2 separate regions of the Homo sapiens genome follow, and region 2 is linked to region 1. Evidence: read pairs that join two places in POLR2A ChIA-PET (ENCODE). Cell type or tissue: Caco-2. All regions are shown on one strand. Each heading gives the region's core, and the rest is flanking DNA. Links, peaks and the distances in the headings are about the cores only.

Region 1 (5,389 bases), core at 115-5,114:
GGGTCGCTATACTGTTCACTGAGAGACTGAGTCAAACAAACAAACAAAAAGTTTGCTCAGATAAGAGAAAGAGTCCATCAAGGAAAATAAGAAGATAGGGGAGAGAGGCTAAAAAAAGGTATAGTGTTTCCAACAGTAAACATTTCATTTTGTCTTACAATAGGCAGGAAAACAGTCTATTCTTTGTTATTTTCTATCTGTTAGTATTTTAACTGATAAAAGACTGAAGTACTTTATTTCTTTTTGCTCTGATTTGGGAAGAAAGGACAGGACTTCAGAAGCACTTATTCTTAAGAAGACCTTTGTATTTCAGGCACTCATAACAGTGATGAAATACACAGATGGGTTCAAAATGTTACCTCTGCATTTATCAATCCAAATAAAATGATTATTATCTAATGACTGGAAAATAGATGTAAATGTTTCTAAAAGTAAAACCAACAATCCGTTATTTGTGCTACCTGGAAGTAGAGAAAGAATAACTAAGGTTCACAAATAATACAAAAGCTGACTTCATTCAGTGGTTTCAAGCTTCTCTCAAGCTTAATCTATTATTTGAAGAGTTAACCAGAAACTAAACCAATCAGCTGAAGTTTTAACTTTTTCTTCTTTCAGCTCTAAGTCCTTGTGGAAAAAGATATTAAAGTACAAGGAAAAGACCATAAGTCTTGCAGGAAGTAAAAACATGAAGAGAAAAATGTGGAGAGACAAGTAAACTGCGTTTTTCCGCAGTCTCAGAATTTATCCCGCTCTGTGTAACCCAGAAGTGACTGTGAAGGCGCAACCTGTGTATGTAGCCTGGACCCCACATGCTCTGCTACTGAGCTTGAGTCATTAATCTTCTGGCCACCGATTTTTCTCTCAAAAATTACATGAGCTTCCTCCATCAATAAATATCTTCAGTGCTCTATCCATTAATTTCCCATCCACTGAATAAAGGTTACAACAACTATTCATGAGGTTAGGTTTGTTTAAAAATACAGTTTACATCAATTAAGTGGGGTACATTAGGGAATTAGAAGGAGAACAGAGAAGGCAGCAGTGAGTGCTTCCAACCCAACTTCAGGGGCTGGGACAAGGTGAAATTACAGAGATCACAAACTGAAGATACTAAACAGGAATGAAAGGGGCTGGTCTCACATGTATCACAGCCTACCATTTCCAGAGACACAGCTCTCAGGTTCCAAAGGGACTAGTTGACATCAATTGCAAGATGGTTTTCTAGATCCCACAGCCTTTCTCAACAACAGTTTACAAGAGAATTAGCCATACAAAAAATTATTTGAGTGACTGTTTTTTCAATTTTCTGAAGGGTTGTGCATAACTAGTACTATTCTAATTGCACAGGAGAGAAATTAACTCATAACATTAATGCCTTAGGGTAGGTGTTGACAAACTAAGAACATAGCTGCCCACCCGTTTTTGTAAAATTTTTTTTGTATTTTTATTTGTTTATTTATTTTATTTTGAGTGGAGTCTCGCTCTTTTGCCCAGGATGGAGTGCAGTGGCACAATCTTGGCTCACTGCAACCTCTGCCTCATGGGTTCAAGCAATCCTCTCACCTCAGCCTCCCAAGTAGCTGGGATTGCAAGCGTGCACCACCACACGTGGCTAGTTTTTGTATTTTTTGTAGAGGCGAAGTTTCACCATGTTGGCCAGGCTGGTCTTGAACACCTGACCTCAAGTAATCCACCCACTTCGGCCTCCCAAAGTGCTGGGATTACAGGTGTGAGCCACCGCACCCGGCCCCATTTTTGTAAATATGGTTTTTTGGTAACACAGTCATGCTCATTCATTTTTTGTATTGACTATGACTGTTTTGAAGCTATAATGGTAGAACTGAGTAGATACAGATATGTCATTGCTTACAATTGCATATAAACTTTGGAAGAGTAAACAAGAAATTGGTAGCATTATTTGTTCCTAATGAGGAGAACTAAGGGTCTGTGAACAATTGCGGGAAGGAGACCTTTCCATATACAGCCTTTGGGCATAAGCAACCATGCCCAACCCCAAGTCTCTTCATAAAGGAAAATATTAATAATTTGTCTTGGTTGAATGTATGTTAAATGGAACAAAATTGATTCCTTTAAAAAATTATAGCCGGCAGCAGTGACTCACGACCATGGGCCCAGCACTTGGGAGGCCCAGACGGGTGGATCACTTGAGTCCAGGAGACCGGCCTGGGCAGCCTGTAGAAACTCTATGAAAAATAAAAAAGTTAGCCGGTGATTTGCACCTGTGGTCCCGGCTGCTAGTAGGGAGGTGGGGGGCAGTGCTGAGGTGGGAGGATTGCTTGAGCTCAGAAGGTGGAGGTTGCAGTGAGCCATGATCTTGCTCCACTGCACTCCAGCCTGGGTGACCGAGTGAGACCCTTCTCAAAAAATAAAATAAAATAAAATAAAAATTATAAACAAGGAAAAGTCTTAGTTCATAGATGAAATGATTAGACCTTCTTCTCTGGAGTAATAGAAATCGGTCCTTTCTGGATGAGAACCAGCATCTTTGCAGCCTTAAGCCACCTGAAGCTTAGTTGGCATGAGAACGTAGTTAGAAAACTCCTCTTTATTACTGAGAAGCAAATTCCAGAGGTTCATCTGCCAGGACTAACTTGGATCTGAGGGGTAGATACCTTTGCTCAAAAATGCAAATCTTCAGAGCTCGCGGAAGTGGAAGAATAACTACATAGGCAAAGAAAATGCCATCTCTGTCTCCGCGAGCTTCCTCTAGCAGGCCGGGATTTTTCATGGTCAGCCTGTTTGAAGCTCTACAGAAGCGTTCAGCCTAAGAGGTTTGTGTGCTTGGACAAAGCCCAGCGTGGACGCCACACACTTGAGGACGAAGGCATTCCTTTCATGTTAGCGGACTTTGGAATTTCCCTCCCTGGGATTTGTATTGTTTTCTCTTCGTGTTGGGATCAGTCCTATCGGTTTTTTTTGTTTTTTTTTTTTTTTTTTTTGCTTTTTTGTTTTTTGTTTTGCTAGAATTCCTTAGATCTTACCCTGAGCCTCTTATTCCCTAAGCAGATGTCTTTGGTTAGATTTTTGAAATGCCACCATTACCTTCATTTGATACTGGAAGAACTACATTGGCATCCTGTCTTTGCATTTGGGTAGATTTTACTCCTAAGTATTTATTGTGAGCAAGACTAAGTGCTTGCCTTACCTGGCCTCATGGAGTTCTCCCACGATGCCATCCTCCTGAAGACTCCATAGCTGCCTCTGCTTCACAGAGGAAATTGGGGCATAGAGTGTTTAAGGAATTTCCCCGGTGTCTTGGTACCTCACTTTGGCATTTCTTGGAATACCGATTCATTAAATCTGTTTTGTGTATGTAAAAAATATATAGAGATAGAGCTGGGCGCAGTGGCTTACGCCTGTAATCTCAGCACTTTGGGAGGCCCAGGCGGGTGGATTACCTGATTTCAGGAGTTCAAGACCAGCCTGACCAAGGTGGTGAAACCCTGTCTCTACTAAAAATACAAAAATTAGCCGGATGCGGTTGCGGGCGACTGTAATCCCACCTACTTGGTAGGCTGAGGCAGGGGAATCGCTTGAACCCGGAAGGCGGAGGTTGCAGTGAGCTGAGATTGCGACACTGCACTCCAGCCTGGGCAACAAGAGTGAAACTCCATCTCAAAACAAAACAAAACAAAACAAAAAATATACAGATAGATACATAGAGAGATAGATATATACATAGATATACATATATAGTATCTTTTGAACTTCAAACCATGTGATATAATATATAATTCAACAAATTAATTTTAATTAAATTAAATCCTTAAAATTTAAAAAAGTAAAATATGCTGTATGATTTGTATGAATTACGTATCCATTAACTAGCCGTTTTAAAATAATTAAAGGAAAAAATGGACAAAAGATTGGATTAACTCCCAAAAAGTGTCTGTTGGTAGTTCTTTTTTTCAAGTTCATCCCCTTCTAATATAAAAGAAATCCAATTTCAGTTATCGAATATAAACTTTTACTCCCTTGGAATTTGCCACTTGCTTTCTCTTGTAATTCTCTTCAAATCTTTGGCAGTCTTAAGTCTATTTTTGTATAATTTATCTTTTCTTTTAACTACTTACAATTTTCACTTAACATTCTGTAAGTCACAAATTTCTCAACAACACATGGAAAATAAAGTATACAGCCAATTTTATAAGGATTAATAAAGATGTTAAAGTTTGAGAAGATATTATTCCAACCTGAGAGTGTTTCAGAGTATATGAAAATGCTGAGCAATATGAGGACAAAACCTGCTTATCCTTAGCACACAGGCTGAAGTGGGAATTAGTCAGGGGAAGCTATGCTATACTGTTTTTACAAAAATTTAAAAAGGGGAGAAAAAGAAAAATCTCAGCATCTGAGAGCATATATTATTTCTCATGTTGAATATGGTTGACAATTTGGTTTTGTGGTCGGGTTACTTACGTCCAAGTGGGAACTTAGAGACCAAGACTACTTCCATTGTGATGTTGCCACTTCAACACGTCATCCATAAGAAAGGGAGAGAAGTGTAAGTGAGAGATTTTTATGAACCAGATCTGAAAATACATACATCGTTGCCACCAATATCCCATTGGCCAGAATTAGTGATATGATATCCTACCTAGCTGCAAGAAAACTGGGAAATGCATCTTCCAATGTGCTCAGGACAAAAATAAAATGGTTTGATGAACACATAGCATTGTCTTTGTCCGGTTGAGAAATCAAGAAAACACACAACTTAAATACATTTCAATAATGGATTTTACTTAACACTGCCAAATTCAAAATGATCTTCCATAGATTATTATTGTCATCAGAATACTCACATGATCTTACTGGAAATTAATGCAGATAAGAAATTTTAACTCACAGCGTTCACTAAGTTTTTTTGTTTGTTTTGTTTTTTTTGTTTTTTTTTTTGTTTTTTTTTTAGATAGAGTTTCACTCTTGTTGCCCAGGCTGGAGTGCAATAGCACGATCTCGGTTTACAACAACCTCCACCTCCCAGGTTCAACTGATTCTCCTGCCTCAGTCTCCCGAGTAGCTGGGATTACAGGCATGCACCACCATGCCCTGTTCATTTTGTATTTTTAGTAGAAATGTGGTTTCTCCATGTTGGTCAGGCTGGTCTAGAACTCTCGACCTCAGGTGATCCGCCCGCCTCAGCCTCCCAAAGTGCTGGGATTACAGGCGTGAGCCACCGCACCCAGCCAAGAATTTGCTTTTTTTAAAGAAACATTTAACTTGTATGGATTCTCAAATACCTCTCAGGTTGATTCCTGAGCTTACCTTTTTACATTTATAGCGGACAAATATGGACTCAAGAAATAGATAAGCAAGTATAAACTGTTTTAAAATTTAGTAACATTTGCATCAATTTGTTAAAGTGTAA
Region 2 (5,389 bases), core at 112-5,111, 69 kb after region 1:
GACAGCCGCCATATTGGATTTAGGACCCACCCTACTCCAGTATGACCTCAATCTTAACTGATTACATTTGCAATGACCCTATTTCAAAATAAGGCCACATTCTGGGTTCCAGATGGACATAAATTTTATGGGGCACAATATTCAACCTCGTACAAGAAATATATTGCTAACTTATCTTTTGTTTTATAATAGCTTCAATAGGCTTTTTTTTTTTTTTTTTTTTTCTTTTTTAAGAACTGGGATTGGGGCCTTAAAAGGGAGGATAGCGAAATGTTTGAGGGCTGAGATTATGGAATTTGGATCCCATCTATTCCTCTTCCGGTCATCTAGCCCTTGGAGGCTACACCTCTTTAGCTGTCAGTTTTCTCATCTGGTAAACAGGGAGTCATGATACTTCAGAGTGTTTTGGGGAGGATTATGCGAAGTAACATATGCAACACACTTAACATAGGATTTGGCCCGGGGCACAGCCCTTGCCTCCCTCACAAAGGCTGTCTGTAGGATAGAAGTCTAGGTTTGTGTTCCTGTAAACAAAGAAGATGCCTTGTTCTCTTATACTTGCAGGCTGAAAGTGCTGTTTGCAGAGCCAGTTGCATTGTTCTGACACTTTCCTACCAATATTTCTCCATACCTAGTTATTCAGTACTAAGATGAATGATTTATTGCTATTGTTGACTCACATTCCACAGAAATGCTGGATCACTTTTCATTGTACCTCCATGTCTAACATTTCAGTTGCTCATTGACTGTATAATCACTTTATTACTATACTCCAAAAGTCAACTATTTAAACAACATCTTTTTGTTTGTCTTTTTGAAAGACTAATTTTAAAACATGTAAATAAATCATGTGTAAATTTTCATGAGTTTAATACATAATCACTCTTTCAGGTAGAAAACCAGGTATTTTATCACATCTTTTTTCTTTTAATGAGAAAAATAATGTTCTATGTGGTTAGATGACTTAAATATAACAGTTTGCTCTGTCCTGATCAGTGGAGATATGTATCTTCCACAGCACTGGTGCATATTAGTGATATTCTAGGAATTCATTGTTGATCACCTGGTAATGAAATATAAAAATTTTAGTCAATATTTGCTCTCTGTGGTAGGTCTCTATCTTATCTATAAAGACTCACTACTAAACCTTTGAATAGACTTAAAACTTGGCCTGAAAATATAGTGCCAAAATCTATATTGATCTCTTATTGATTTAACATTCAACTTTGTTAGCATGCTGTTTTCCTGAATGCTGTACTAAGAAGACTGGGGCGGGAAATGGGGAGGGATTTAAAAATCTGAATAAACTCTTTGCCATTCTTAAGTCACTTGTATATCATGAGTTCAAACTCTATTGTATTCCATTGATTTTATGAAGCAATGGACAGCATGGTAAAGTAGGACCCTTTAACACTATGCTTGCAGTCCCCAAACAGGTCAATATATTCTCAAGACTTCAATAAAGTGAATTTAAGAATTTTTGTATGCCATCGCCTATTATAAACTTCATGCCTAACTAGACAGGCAGGGAAATTTACAGATTGACTTATAAAATCAAGACAAATTGTGCATTAAATTCAAACCTCAGGAAGCCCCAAGGTTATGTACCAACTACCTGAGTCTAAAGAAGCCAAATACAACAAAATTCCTAATGGTTCAAAACAAATTACACATGCTTTAGAGCTAGTACTTTGGCTGTACTTGTGTTTCAAGGCATACCTATACTATTCTTTTGGCATTTTGCATTTTACCTAAAATATGTTCGATATGGATGTTATAAATGGAATTTATTATACTTACATAATAAGTATAGTCATTTCCATTTATAACAGCTGTATCTGATATATAAGGGAGCACTTGAAACAAAAAGAGATCTTGGTGCATGTGTGTAAAAGACAAGGCTAGACTGTTTTTGTGTTTTCTGAATTCACTGGGAGATGAACTAAGACTTGTTTTCTCCATCTCCAATTTCTGTGACTGTGGTATGTTAGCCTGGTATTCCACCACATATAAATTTTTAACCGAACACAGATTTCATGAGTTTGTGGCTTGCCTGAACTTCCTTTTTTAAAATCCTGGACATTTGCAGATGAAAATAATCTGTTACTTTTAAAACTGCACTTTACAAAATATTAATATAAATGTATATGTTTTGCAGATTTATTTCAAAACATTCTAAATTCCAAAAATCTTTACTGTTACAAACCCAGTGAATTAGGCAATTTGGAGAGTTCGTGTAAACAGGCACTACTTTGCAGTAAGTTTGGTAAAGATAAAGCATTTCAGCACATGTTCTGCCACAAAGCATTTGGGACTCTTATGTTAGAGCTTCAGAATTCCTTCTGAAAAAGACAAAAGAGAGACTTCCTGTCATTTCCACTGGTTTCTGCATGTGGGACCAATATGGGCAAAGTTTAAACAGATGCAAATGGTAAGGGGAGGAGGCAGTGTCACGTCTTGTTTTACGTATTTCTTCATATCCAGATTGAATTTAAGTCATTCTCTTCTTGGAGCTTTTGGAGTACACTTCCACTAAAGTTATAGCATGCTTGAATGGTTTATTTCACCAATATTTGCTTATGGAAATAAAGGGGAGTGGCCGAGGAGAAAGGAGAAGAGGAGTGGAGGAGGGGTTTGAGGCTGAGGGAGGCTCTGACCACAGCACAGAGCACCGGCAACTTTGTCTAATGTGATCATTAACCTTCCTGCAAAACACAGCTGGCAGTTCTCTGAGGTTTGTCACTAGAATGTGAAGACAGCCACACAGATATTGCACAGACTATTTACAGATCGTTTGGTTTACATTGAGAGTCATTGCTCTACTTTTGTGCGGTAGGAAAATGAGATTTCAGCAATTCCTTTTTGCATTTTTTATTTTTATTATGAGTCTTCTCCTTATCAGCGGACAGAGACCAGGTAGGCCTTTGATACATTTGTACAAGTAACTTGTTTTGCCTGTTTGCATCCCTGGGTCTCTGAGCATGATTGTGTTTATCTGAAAACCACTTAGGTGTGCTTGCAGTTAGTAGTATTGGGGATAAATGTGTAGGATTTTGAAAGTATGCTATCTATCCTGTTGGGTCTATTATTTCAATATTTTAAAAACATCTGGACTTTGAAATGATAAGTATTTTACCACTATTTTTCCTAAATGCCAAGAAAATAGATCTCTAAGCTATTGCAGATTATGTTGTCTTTACAAGTAAAATGAAACAGAAGTGTTCGTCTATTCATTATAAAGGTAAATAAATGTATAGATTTTTAGGTAAAATGCAAACTCCAAAGCAGTTTATTTAAAAAGTATGTTGCTGCCCAGAGTAGGGGCTGAATTAACATACAAAAAGCATAATGCAACAAAATGCAGATTAAATCTTAAAACAGGTCAATAGCTGTCATTTCTAATTATGTAACTAGGCATGTCACTTAAAACAAATAAGTGCAGTTTTTATTATTATGCTTATACAGCTAAAAAGCATCAAAAATATGTATGATAAAGATACATAATATTAATTTACTTGACATGTTTTCAAAGATGATATCAAGTATATTGTACTTAACCAACAGAAATTTAGTACACAAAAGTATTCTAATGTACTTTTACTTCAAAACCAAACAGCTAAGATTTCAAAGAACCAGTAAGTTTGAAAAAAAAAAGAAAGAAAAGAGAGAAAAGAAGAGAGAAAGAAAGAAAGAAAGAAACAGAAAAAAGAAAGAAAGAAAGAAAGAAAGAAATTAGAAAGTTAAAGTTTTCTGAACCACAAACCCAACTTTAAATAAAAAGGTGGTAATATTTACATCCAAATATGTTAAATTATTCACTTGATAATATACTTCTTCAGTTAGAACAGAAAACGATGCATCACTTGTTAAAAATTCAGACTTTGCTTTTTAGTGAATTAGAAGTTTGATCACTGTGAGTTTATTTCGAATGATGTCCCCTGGTCTGTGCTTTTACATAAGTAAGAAAAAAGTTCCAATTCAGCAACTCTGAGAAAGCAGCTTGATCCCTTCTCATTGTTTACAGCAGTCACTATTCAAACCATTTATACTTTTCAGAAATACACAGTAGCTTTGACAATGTTCTTACAAAATATTTGTGATTAATTTACTACATAAAATAAAAGGTCTAGGAGCATTTAGGAAAAAATCATTCAAAAGGAGGAGGATATTACTATTAAGATGTTGCTATGTTGCTCAACGATGGAGTTAAAAAAATAGGAGTAAAAGAAGATCTTGCTATTAACATTAACTGTTAGGAACACCCCTTGTGTATATGCATCACATTGGTTTTTAATTTTATAATCACATTTGAACAAATGGCAAATAACCACAATCTAGTTTGGCTCCAAAATATGTTTGCATTGTCTAGATTAAACAACAATTAAGCCTCTGAAAAATGCTCCTAATACTTCTCTCTTTTTCCTTCAGTTAATTTGACCATGAGAAGAAAACTGCGCAAACACAATTGCCTTCAGAGGAGATGTATGCCTCTCCATTCACGAGTACCCTTTCCCTGAGGTATTTCTGACAGAAAATAGATTCGCTACATTTAGGCAGTGTTCCAAATTAGATATACCAGGAAATGTTTCTTCACAGTTTGTAATATGTGATAATGGCTTATGGCAATGTCAAGACTTAAGAGATGCATACCAATAAATGAAAGAGTTAAATGAATGACATGACTTTTGAGAATTGCTTTAATAGTTAAGGAAGAAAATTAGACAGATGAGGACAATGTAGGAAAATCTTGATAACTGTTGAATCTGAGTAACAGCTATTTGGGGGCTAATATTATTGCGGATGTTATGCAGAACGAGCCGATTCCCCTATTAAGACCAGTGTGTATGAAAGCATTTGGATGTATTCACCCAACAGCCCCATACCAGCAATGAACTACCATCAATACTTCGGGGTTTCTTTTCTTCTCCTCCTCTCCTCCTCTCCTCCTCTCTCCTCTTACCTCTCCCCTCTCCCCCAGGGTCTTGCTCTGTCACCCAGGCTGGAGTGTAATGATGTGATCCCAGCTCATTGCAGCCTCAACCTCCCGGGCTCAAGTGATCCTCCCACCTCAGCCCCCCAAGTAGCTGGGACTACAGGCATGCGCCACCACTCCTGGGTAATTTTTGTATTTTTTGTAGAGATGAGGGTTCCCCATTTTGCGCAGGCTGGTCTCGAACTCCTAGCCTCAAGTGATCCACCCGCCTTGGCCTTCCAAAGTGCTGGAATTTCAGATGTAAGCCACCACACTTCATATTCCTATTCAACTATTATTTGCCCTCAGGGTTTATTTATTTTTTCTGAAAATATTTCTTTTAATAGATAAAGTAAAGTTAACACTAATAAAATGGCAGCTTTCCAGCCTCACCAATAGTAGTGATCTTGATAGTCA

The links. Peaks named below come from ENCODE experiments on the same cell type or tissue, not always from the same donor. Only the 100,000 strongest peaks of a DNase experiment are listed, where the experiment ranks them.
Region 2: POLR2A ChIA-PET joins it to region 1 with 13 read pairs; 2 of 35 experiments call an interaction of 5 or more read pairs at or near these places.

What each region holds. Positions count from the first base shown.
Region 1 is chr4:164,804,992-164,810,380 of GRCh38, forward strand. No RefSeq gene overlaps it. Among named protein-coding and RNA genes, the nearest start is that of SMIM31, 54 kb to the left of the region's middle. In Caco-2, for the core only: no CTCF peak of the experiment used is centred there; a DNase peak (open chromatin) is centred at 2,820; H3K4me3 peaks cover 172 bases.
Region 2 is chr4:164,874,492-164,879,880 of GRCh38, forward strand. It overlaps APELA (apelin receptor early endogenous ligand), which reads left to right and starts at 2,687. Exons shown (of 3, transcript NM_001297550.2): 1 at 2,687-2,916; 2 at 4,429-4,518. The coding sequence starts at 2,841. The coding sequence ends at 4,517. In Caco-2, for the core only: no CTCF peak of the experiment used is centred there; a DNase peak (open chromatin) is centred at 2,680; H3K4me3 peaks cover 1,440 bases.